Regions from separate parts of the Homo sapiens genome. Here region 1 is linked to region 2. Evidence: read pairs that join two places in POLR2A ChIA-PET (ENCODE). Cell type or tissue: GM12878. All regions are shown on one strand. Each heading gives the region's core, and the rest is flanking DNA. Links, peaks and the distances in the headings are about the cores only.

Region 1 (5,376 bases), core at 291-5,290, 70 kb after region 2:
AAATGCTGGGGTTACAGGCATGAGCCACCATGCCCGGCCTCAAAAACTATTAACTGAGGCTGGGTACAGTGGCTCACACCAGTAATCACGGAGTTCTGGGAGGTTGAAATGGGAGGATCCCTTGAGCCCGGGAGTTGGAGGCTGCAGTGAGCTATGGTCATGCTACTGCACTCCAGCCTGGTTGACAGAGAAAGACCACCATCTCCTTAAAAAAAAAAAAAAGCTATTAATTAATGAAATGCACTTGGATGGAAAGGGGCTGTCTTGAATACTGTAGACCCCAAGTATGAGTGTGAGGGAGATGGGAACAAACCATGTAGGTTTAAATCCTACCCAGTGACCTCTTTCAAAATACCTAATGCTTTGGTCTTCTCATTTCTCATCTGTAAAATGGGGTTTTCTGAGTATTTAAATAAATTACTATCATACATGGAAGTGTTCATTGTTGCCACTGTTGTGATTATTATTATTCTTAGGCACATCTTCAAATGGGGTTAGTTCACCTACTCTGTGAGGTTGCTAAGAATGATATGCCTGGGCCGGGCGCGGCGGCTCACACCTGTAATCCCAGCACTCTGGGAGGCTGAAGCAGGTGGATCACGAGATCAGGAGTTTGAGACCAGCTCAGCCAACATGGTGAAACACTGTCTCTACTAAAACTACAAAAATTGACCAGGCGTGGTGGCGTGCGCCTGTAATCCCAGCTACTCAGGAAGCTGAGGCAGGAGAATCACTTGAACCCAGGAGGCGGAGGTTGCAGTGAGCTGAGATTGCGCCACTGTACTGCAGCCTGGGCGACATAGCGAGAATCTGTCCTAGGAAAGAAAAAGGGTGGCGGCGGGGGGGTGGCCAGGCACGGTGGCTCACACCTGTAATCCCAGCACTCTGGGAGACCAAGGCAGGCAGATCACAAGGTCAGGAGTTTGAGACCAACCTGGCCAACATGGTGAAACACCGTCTCTACTAAAAATACAAAAATTAGCTGGGTGTGGTGGCGCACACCTGTAATCCCAGCTAACTCAGGAAGCTGAGGCAGGAGAATCACTTGAACCTGGGAGGCAGAGATTTCAGTGAGCCAAGATTGCACCACTGCACTCCAGCCTGGGTGACAGGGCGAGACTCTATTTCAAAAAAAAAAAAAAAAAGAATAATATGCCTGGTGCATTATAAGAGCTCAATAAATGTCAGTTCTTATTACAACCCAACGACTTTAAAATTTTTAAGAGGATAGGTGCTTCTTGCAATCTGCATAACCCCTGTTTATAAAACAGGTAGATACGGCCCTGTCTAGAAGCCAGGGGCTCTGACTCCGAAAGGGATTTCTATCTGTCGAAAGGGAAGACAGGGAGCTGGGTTTCCTGTTGCTCTGTGCGTCCTGACGTTGGCTTGTTAAGACCTGCATCCAAATGCCCATATTTCCTGCCCTTACCTACTTTGGTTAATAACCACGCATGTTGGTGGCCATGCCGGGGCTAGGTGAGGCCCAAAGCCAGCCACCGCCACCCCCAACATCCCTCTTCTAGGGTGGATTCTACATGGAGTAAGCCATATCTTGACTGCAGGGGGATTCATATCACTATGTCCTTTCTTCAAGGCAGCCCAGGTTCCTCTAGGAACAGATTGAAAAACCTCTCTTCTAATCCAACGCCATCATTTTGCCATCCAGAAAACAGTCCAAGAATGGGGATATAATTTGCCTAAGGTCACCCAACATATGAGCAGCAGAGCTGCAATTATCCACATATCCCGAGTCACAAGGCAAAACTCCAGTGCAATAGGCATAGAGATGGCCCTATGCAGAGAAGTTGGAGACAGACACCCTTTGCGGTTTTTTTGTTTTTTTTGTTTTTTATTTTTGTTTTTGAGGCAGAGTCTTGCTCTGTTGCCCAGGCTAGAGTGCAGTGGCACAATCTCGGCTCACTGCAACTTGTGCCTCCCGGGTTCAAGTGATTCTCCTGCCTCAGCCTCCCAAGTAGCTGGAATTACAGGTGCACGCCACCATGCCTGGTTAATTTTTGTATTTTTAATTGAGACAGGGTTTTGCCATGTTGGCCAGGCTGGTAACCTTTGTTGAGTGTTGTCAAGGTCACACCTGAGCTCAGACAGAAAAAGGTGCCAGCTCACCTCTCCACCCTGGTCACTAGTGAGTGACAGACAGTGCAAGCCTTTCTCAGCTCCCACATCCCCACTTGGCTACTTCTGAAAGTTTCCAGCTCAGGGGGCTAAGAGGATCCCTGCAACCCTGCTAGGAACCCCCTGCCCCATCACCTGCCACCCAGGGACTCTCTTCCCTTGTTTCCCTTGGAAAACAACCCCTTCCAGTCAGGAAATGGCTCACCCCATGTAGAATTCAGCCTAGAAGAGGGATGCTGGGGCTGATGGAGGCTGGCTTCAGGTCTCATCTAGGCCTGGCATGGCCACCAACATGTGTGGTTATTATCCAAAGTAGATAAGGGAAAGAAATTCAGGCATTTGGATGCAGGTCTTAACAAGCCAGCATCTGACAATGGGACACACAGAGCAACGGGAAACCCAGCTCACTGTCTTCCCTTTGGACAGCTATAAATCCCTTTTGGAGTCAGAATCTCTGGCTTCTAGACAGGGCCTTTTTCCAGGGTGAAGACTGTGTCTGAACATCCAGCACAGAGATGAAGTAGGAAATTAAGAAAATAACAGAATAATGGTATAAGTAATAATAGTAAAAATTATAGTAATAGTTAAAAAAGCTCATAAAATAAATTGCTATATTAACCAAGGCTAAAAAAAAAATTTAAGTAGCCCCCCGAAGTTAAAGTTAAAAAAAAAAAATTAACCGTCTGTCCCAAGAAACATTAACCATATCTACCCTCCACATATTTTGTAGGCTCCTTAAACTCCTGCTTCTTTCTCCCCTGCACAGCTGCAAGGTCACAAGACAAATAAGCATAAGCTGCAAACCAAGTTTTCCCAGAGATGTAAGACATGTTGCAAAAGTGTCACAACAGCCTTTATTCTTGCTCTTGTAAGCCTGCTTCCTGCTTCACATAATGCCCACCTCAAAATGCTTAAAGGGGACTCGTTTTCTTTGTCCTGGGCTCAGACTTTCAGGACACATGTCCACTGAGCCAGTGTACACCTTAAATAGACACTTTCCTGCACTCCGTTCGGTCTCTCTGGTTCCTTAATTTCCCACAACAGAGACAGACTTAGTGTTTGCCACAGTGAAGAGTGTTCTAGTTCCACCTCCACCATGGCTCATCAGGTGACTTTGGGCAAGTCCCTTCAACATTCTGAGCCCCTTTTCTTTTCTCATTTGTAAAATGACAGTAACAATACCTATGCCATTCTCCTTGAGATGCCAAATGGGCTGATGACCTCCATCATAGCTTCTTACCCTGGGTCCATGGGTAGGCTTGGATGGGAGTATCGGTCCTTTCGAGGCATATTTAAGACTTTATGTCTGTGCATGTTTTGGTTGGGGTAGAAGGATTCACACTTTTTATCAGTGTGCCAGCAGAGTTCTGAATATTAAGAATCACCGATGCATGCAAAAACATTTTGTGACCTGATGCTGTACAGATGTAAGAGTAAAAGAGAAGCGGGAGTCTTTCTGAACCTATTCTGGGCTGCCTGATTAAAAAAGAAAAAAGGCCAGGCGCGGTGGCTCACGCCTGTAATCCCAGCACTTTGGGAGGCCGAGGAGGGCAGATCACTTGAGGTCAGGAGTTTGAGACCAGCCTGGCCAACACGGTGAAACCCTGTCTACTAAAAATACAAAAATTAGCCAGGAGTGGGGGCAGGTGCCTGTAATCCCAGCTATTCGGGAGGCTGAAGTACGAGAATCACTTGAACCCAGGAGGCAGAGGTTGCAGTGAGCTGAGATTGCGCCACTGCACTCCAGCCTGGGCAATAAAGCTAGATTCAGTTTAAAAAAATAAATAAATAAATAAAGAAGAAGAAAAAGAAAAAAGTGAACCACCATGACCAAGTCCTTTCTTCACCTAACAAAAATACCACTGTTCAGAAACCATATGGCACTTCACATAGGGAGCGTCCATGGTGGGGCTGGTGTTAGGGGCTGCAGCCTACAGCCTGGTTCATACTGAGCATCTGGGAAGGGAAACTTGGGACCTGAGAACCTGCTCAGAAAAGGTGTGCCTGGGGGTTTTTCTAACCTGAAGTGAAAGCGTGAAGTGAAAGAAGCCACAGTAGCGGCTGGTCCCACGTTGCTGCTGGGTTTAAATCTCTCAGAGCTGGAGGTAAGGAAGAGAATGATACCCTGCCTGTGGCTACCACACCTACAGTGGGAAGCTGAGATTTGATGCCACAAGCCTCACCGTTTTTATCCCCAACTGGGAGTAGGGAAGCCTAGGTTCTAGTCCTTGTCCTGCTACTGAGTGACTTTAGGCAGGTCCCTTTTCCTATCTAAGGCCTTTCTTTTCTTTCTTTGATTTCTATTAAAAAAATATAGATAGTGTCTTGCTATATTGCTCAGGCTGGTCTCAAACTCCTGGCCTCAAGCAGTCCTTCCACCTCAGCCTCCCAAAATGTTGGGATTATAGACATGAGCCACCTTGCCTGACCATCCGGGCCTTTCTTTTCTCATCTTCAAAGCAGTTGGATTGATGGAGGTGATTCCCAAGGTCTCCTCGAGGAAACTTAGCATGTTGGATCACAATGTCACAGGTTTGGGAACCAGACCTTCCTGGATTAAAATTCAGCTCTGCAACTTTCAGGATGTGTGACCTTGGGCACCTTACTGCACCTCTCTGAGCCTCTGTTTCATTCACTTGTAAACTGGGAGAAATACTATCCATATCACATGATTATACAGATTAATGATACAAGTTTACCAAATTCATGTCACTGTACCTGGTTTACAGTAGGTATCTAATCAAAGGCAGGAGATGCTTAATAGAGTTAGTTTATAGTGTTCTTACAGGATTCTGTGCCAGGCATGGGGGCTCTGCCTGTAATCCCAGCACTTTGGGAGGCAGAGACAGGTGGATTATTTGAGCCCAGGAATAGCCTGGCCAACATGGTAAAACCCCATCTCTACAAAAAATACAAAAATTAGCTGGGCATGGTGCATGTATGTAGTCCCAGCTACTGGGGAGACTGAGGCAGGAGAATCACTTGAGCCCAGGAAGTCACGGCTGCAGTAAGCAGTGATTGTTCCACTGTGCTCTAGCCCGGGCTACAGAGTGAGACCTTGTCTCAAAAAAAAAAAAAAAAGAAAAGAAAAGAAAAGAAGAAGAAGAAAAGGATTCTGTCCTCCAGCTATGCCTGACCTTCGCCTGAGAGCCAAGGCAGATAGAACAATCCCTACTTACTCTCAGCTGACACTTTGCCACCACTGAGGACAAACCACCACATTTTGGAAAACTTGTTCAACCT
Region 2 (5,376 bases), core at 231-5,230:
AAAACCCAGCACCTCAGAATGTGACCTTATTTGGAAACAGCGTCATTGCAGATATCATTAGTTAAGATGAAGCCATACTGGAATAGGGTGGGCCCCTAATCCCATACGACTGGTGACCTTAAAAAAAGATGGCCAGCCGGGCGCAGTGGCTCACGCTTGTAATCACAGCACTTTGGGAGGCCGAGGCGGGCAGATCATGAGGTCAGGAGATCGAGACCATCCTGGCTAACACAGTGAAACCCCATCTCTACTAAAAATACAAAAAATTAGCCGGTCGTGGTGGCACACGCCTGTAGTCCCAGCTACTCGGGAGGCTGAGGTGGGAGAATCACTTGAACCTGGGAGGTGGAGCTTGCAGTGAGCCGAGATCATGCCACTGTACTCCAGCCTGGGCGACAGAGCAAGACTCTGTCTAAAAAAAACAAAAACAAAAGATGGCCAAGTGAAGACACAGAGACACAGAAAAGGTGGCCCTGGGAAAACGGAGGCAAAGACTGGAGAGATGCATCTACAAGCCAGGCAATGCCAAGGACTGCTGGCCACCACCAGACCCCAGCAGAGAGGCATAGGACAGATTCTCCCAGAGGCCTCAGAAGGAACCAATCCTGCTGACACCTTGATTTGGGACTTCTGGCCTCCAGACTGTGAGAGAATAAATTTCTGTTGTTTTTAAGCCACCCAATTTGTAGTGCTTTCTTTTTTTTTTTCTTTTTTCTTTTTTTGAGACAAAGTCTTGCTCTGTCACCCAGGCTGGAATGCAGTGGCATGATCTTGGCTCACTGCAACCTCCGCCTTCCGGGTTCAAGTGATTCTCCTGCCTCAGCCTCCTGAGTAGCTAGGATTACAGGTACCTGCCACCAAGCCTGGCTAATTTTTTGTATTTTTAGTAGAGACGGGGTTTCATCGTGTTAGCCAGGATGGTCTCGATCTCCTGACCTCATGATCCGCCCGCCCTGGTCTCCCAAAGTGCTAGGATTACAGGCGTGAGCCACCGCGCCCGGCCTGTAGTGCTTTCTTACAGTAGCACTAGGAAACAAACACAGTAATTTCTCTTAATTAAAAAAAAAAAAACTTTGATTTTCCCCAAGGAAACCACCACCACTGCCATCACCACCCTGGAAGTCACTCTTGAGAAAAAGCTTTTTTTTTTTTCTTGCTGTGTCACCCAGGCTGGAAGAGTGCAGCGGTATTATCATGGCTCACTGCAGCCTCGAACTCCTAGTCTCAAGCCATCCTGTGCCTCAGTCTCCCGAGTAGCTAGGACTACAGGTGCATGCCATCACAGCCAGCTAATTGATTTTTTTTTTTTTTTTTGTAGAGACAAGGTCTCCTTATGTTGCTCAGGCTGGTCTCAAGCTTCTGGCCTCAAGCTGTTCTCCGGCCTCAGCCTCCCAAAGTGCTGGGATTATAGGTGTGAGCCACTGTGCCCAGCCAAAAAAAGGTTTTTGCCTAAATACAGAACCAACGCCTCCAAAGATGTTCTTGTCTAAAATTGTAAGAAAGTTGGCAGATGCCAGCAACTACTGTTGAAACTCTTGTGGAGAGTTTGGTTACATTTCTCTAAAGAAGTGGATAATCAAAAGAGCTAACATTTATTAAGCAGTTACCTTTTATCTGGCTCTTGCTAAGCAATGTACATGCATCCTATCTTCTGAAATGCTCACAACTTCAGGTACTATCATTTAGCCCTATTTTATAGGCTTGTCAACTTGTCAAGATCACAGAGCAGTGAGTGGCAGGGCCAGGTTTGCCCCAGGGTCTGGCTGACAGACAAGCTATTCAGATGGACATCCCAGGACAGGGGACTGAGGCGCCAAGACAAGGCAGGGACCAATGCCATCAATCTCATTTCAGGAGCCCCCACCAACAAGCTATCCTCTTACCGCTGCCTCGAAGCCTTTCAAATTTGGGGTCAGGACTGGGTAGTTGATGCCAGGAAACTTCTGAATGCCCTTCAAGACTTCAGTGTGGTCACCCATCTAGGAACCAAGGGAGACATTGCCAAGTCATCACCAAGAGCAGACAGAGAGTTCAGTTAGAGAAAACCTTTTCATCACAAAACCTCTGTTCTCCAGAACTCTTAGCGAGTAATTCCTTCTGCAGAGCTGAGTCTCTCCAATACTTTTACTGTTTGTTTGACTGCTGATGGCTCAGAAGGGCCCTTGGTTTGGCTGAGATCCCAATTTCTCCATATGGCCCATACTGCCAGCTTTACATATGCAGAAACAGCAGGAATACTACTACCAGCCATTTATTGAGAATGTACTCTGGGCCAGGCACTGAGCTCAGCTCTGTGTTAAGCACTCCTTTGTAACAGGATGTTTCTTCTTCACTTAACTATCTTTGTGAAGCAGGAGTTGTCAGTCTTCCTCTTTTACAAACAAAGAAACCACAGACAGGCATAGAGGGTTTTAGACTTTAGGGCTAGAAGAGGTCATCTCTAACACTGAGGAGGGGAAGGCCTTAGCAATGTCACTGAGCAAGTCAGAGCAGAGCCAAGACTGAACCCAAGGCCCTGAATCCTGGGTCATGTTCTTTTGCTGCAACACAGTGCTATGAATCACCTGAGACCTCTCAAAGCCAGGGGCTTGGAAACCTATGTTCTCAACTTCTACTTGCTTCAAAGGCAAATGCAAAACTTTTCATCCCTAGAGAAAGGCCTTTCATTGAGGGCTAGGGCTCACCTGGGGAACCCACTTAGGAGACACAAAGCTGGTGGTTTCTATAACAGAGAGTCCTGCTTCAGAAAGCATGTCTATCAGCTTGATTTTCACTGGAGTAGATACGATATTCTATAGTGGAGAGAGAAACACCAAGGCAGCAAAGTTAGTAACAAAACAGCCTCAAAATGCAGTACCTGTTAGTTCAAGTACTATAGATAATTTTTTGCAGTGGATGCAGCTTCTCACCTGAAAAGGAGTTATTTACATAGAAACATTATTCTGCCATGCAGGCTTTCCCGTAAGTAAATGTGTGTTAATTTATAATCCCATCATAAACAAACTGAGAGCAATGTGTGATGGCCTGAAAGGGCAGAGATGACTAACCCTCTGGGGAGTATGGGATGGGGCCCCCAAAGTATCACACCCTCCTCGCTTCTGTCTCCCAATTGGCATAGGACTTCAGCCTCATGTGTTCAGCGTATAGCTTCTTTATCTTCCTCCCCACCATGTCCAGTAGCTCAACAGATTCCATGGATTCCTCTTTCCAAATCTACCATCATTATCCTGTATATAACATGGCATAGTCTCAAGCCACTAATTCATCTTACACAGGAATCCTCCTAAAATGCAGCTTCCAACCTTCCATTCTCTTGCATCAAAAGCTTTCTATGGCTCCCTAATATTTACAGGATTACGCAAAAAATTCTAAGAACTCCAGGTCCAGGCGGACACATTGGCTCACGCCTGTAATCCCAGCACTTTGGGAGGCTGAGACAGGCAGATCATTTAAGCTTAGGAGTTTGAGACCAGCCTGGGCAACATGGCGAAACCCCCTCTCTACAAAAAATACAAAAATTAGCCAGGCGTGGTGGCACGTGTCTGTGATCCAGCTACTCAGGAGGCTGAGGTGGATCACTGGAGCCTGGGAAGTCGAGGCTGCAGTGAGCAATGATTGTGCCACTGCACTGAGTGACACAGAGCAAGACCCTGTCTCAAACAAAAAGAACACACAAAAATACTCCAGGTCCTTCTCGCTAGGTCCTCCCCTTGCCTGCCTTCTCCAGTTTCTCTCCCACTGCTCTAACTTAATCTTTCCACAAAATTTTTTTTTTTTTGAGATGGAGTCTCACTGTATTGCCCAGAGTGGAGTGCAGTGGCACAATCTCAGCTCACTGCGACCTCCGCCTTCCGGGTTCAAGCGATTCTCCTGCCTCAGCCTCCAGAGTAGATGGGATTACACAAGCATGCCACCACCCCAGCTCATTTATTTTAGTAGAGATGGGGTTTCACCATGTTGGCCAGGCTGGTCTCAAACTCCTGACCTCAGGTGATCTGCCTGCCTCAGCCTCCCAAAGTGCCAGTATTACAGGCATGAGCCATCATGCCCAGCCTGTCAAATAATTTTTGAAAGCCCTCCATGTTGCAGGCATTGTGCTAGGTGCCGGGGATATAGCAGTAAGCAGAAGCAGAACAGACAGGATTCTGCCCTTCGGGAACTTACACACTATTGTTTCCAACAAGCACTCACTATTAAAGCTAGGATGGACGTGCTAAAAAAAAAAAAAAAAAAAAAAAAAAAGAGAAAAAGAAAAAAGCTTTTCTTATTGAAAAAATAATCAATATATGATTCTTTCAGAAAAACATGCCAAAAACAAAAGAAAACCACCCTTAGAATCTCCCAGTGATAACGCTATTAACACCCTGGTGTGTAACTTTCTAGATCTGTGCAGCCCAATATGTCACTAGTCACATGTGGTTATTTAAATTTAATAAAAATTGTATAAAAATAAAAATACAATTCCTTGGCCACACTAGTCACATCTCAAGTTCTCAAGGGCCACATGGGTATAGTGGCCACCACATGGAAAAGCTCAGGTCCAGAATATTTCCATCTTCACAGAAAGTGCTGGTCTAGGTCCTAGTCTAGATAAATGCTCCCATACATATATAAACTTTTTTCTTACATAAAAGTGTTAAGATTAAAAAATACATGGCCAGGCGCATTGGCTCATGCCTGTAATCCCAGCACTTTGGGAGGCTGAGGCAGGTGGATCACCTGAGGTCGGGAGTTCAAGACCAGCCCGGCCAACCTGGTGAAACCCCATCTCTACTAAAAATACAAAAATTAGCTGGGCATGGTGGCAGGGGCCTGTAATCCTAGCTATTCGGGAGGCTGAGGCAGGAGAATCACTTGAACCCGGGAGGAGGAGGTTGAGGTGAGCCGAGATTGCGCCATTGCACTCCAGCCTGGGTGACAGAGTGAGATGCCATCTCCCAAAAACACACACACACACACGCGCGCGTGCGTACGCGCACATGCACTATTTGTTTTTGTTTGGAGACAGAATCGTGCTCTGCCTCAGCCTCCTGAAGTGCTGGGATTACAGGCATGAGCCACCACCATGCCCAGTCACATGTACTATTTTATAAACTGCTTGAGTCACTTTATATATACCTATGTTATTAATGGCTTCATAATATTTCATTTTATAAAAAGTCCATAGTGTATCTGACCCAACTTTCCTCATACTAAATATTTAAGTTGTTTCCAACTGTTCTGTGCTTACCAAACAGGTTTGTAAGGAACACCCCCAAGGCTAAATCTCTACATTTGGCCTTCGTGACTTGCTTTGGATAAATCCCCTTACATGGAATTGCTGGGTCTACCCCACCCCACTGGGCTGTGGACCTGGGGACACCAAACCTGTTGCAC

What was found. Peaks named below come from ENCODE experiments on the same cell type or tissue, not always from the same donor. Only the 100,000 strongest peaks of a DNase experiment are listed, where the experiment ranks them.
Region 1: POLR2A ChIA-PET joins it to region 2 with 5 read pairs; 11 of 35 experiments call an interaction of 5 or more read pairs at or near these places.

The regions. Positions count from the first base shown.
Region 1 is chr1:23,885,061-23,890,436 of GRCh38, forward strand. All of the region lies in intron 1 of CNR2 (cannabinoid receptor 2), which reads right to left. Among named protein-coding and RNA genes, the nearest start is that of FUCA1, 19 kb to the left of the region's middle. RefSeq lists enhancers at 3,214-3,443, 3,944-4,053. In GM12878, for the core only: no CTCF peak of the experiment used is centred there; DNase peaks (open chromatin) are centred at 3,217, 3,511 and 4,181; H3K4me3 peaks cover 1,824 bases; H3K27ac peaks cover 3,615 bases.
Region 2 is chr1:23,814,792-23,820,167 of GRCh38, forward strand. It overlaps HMGCL (3-hydroxy-3-methylglutaryl-CoA lyase), which reads right to left. Exons shown (of 9, transcript NM_000191.3): 3 at 2,685-2,792; 4 at 1,884-1,979. Among named protein-coding and RNA genes, the nearest start is that of HMGCL, 7.9 kb to the right of the region's middle. In GM12878, for the core only: no CTCF peak of the experiment used is centred there; no DNase peak of the experiment used is centred there.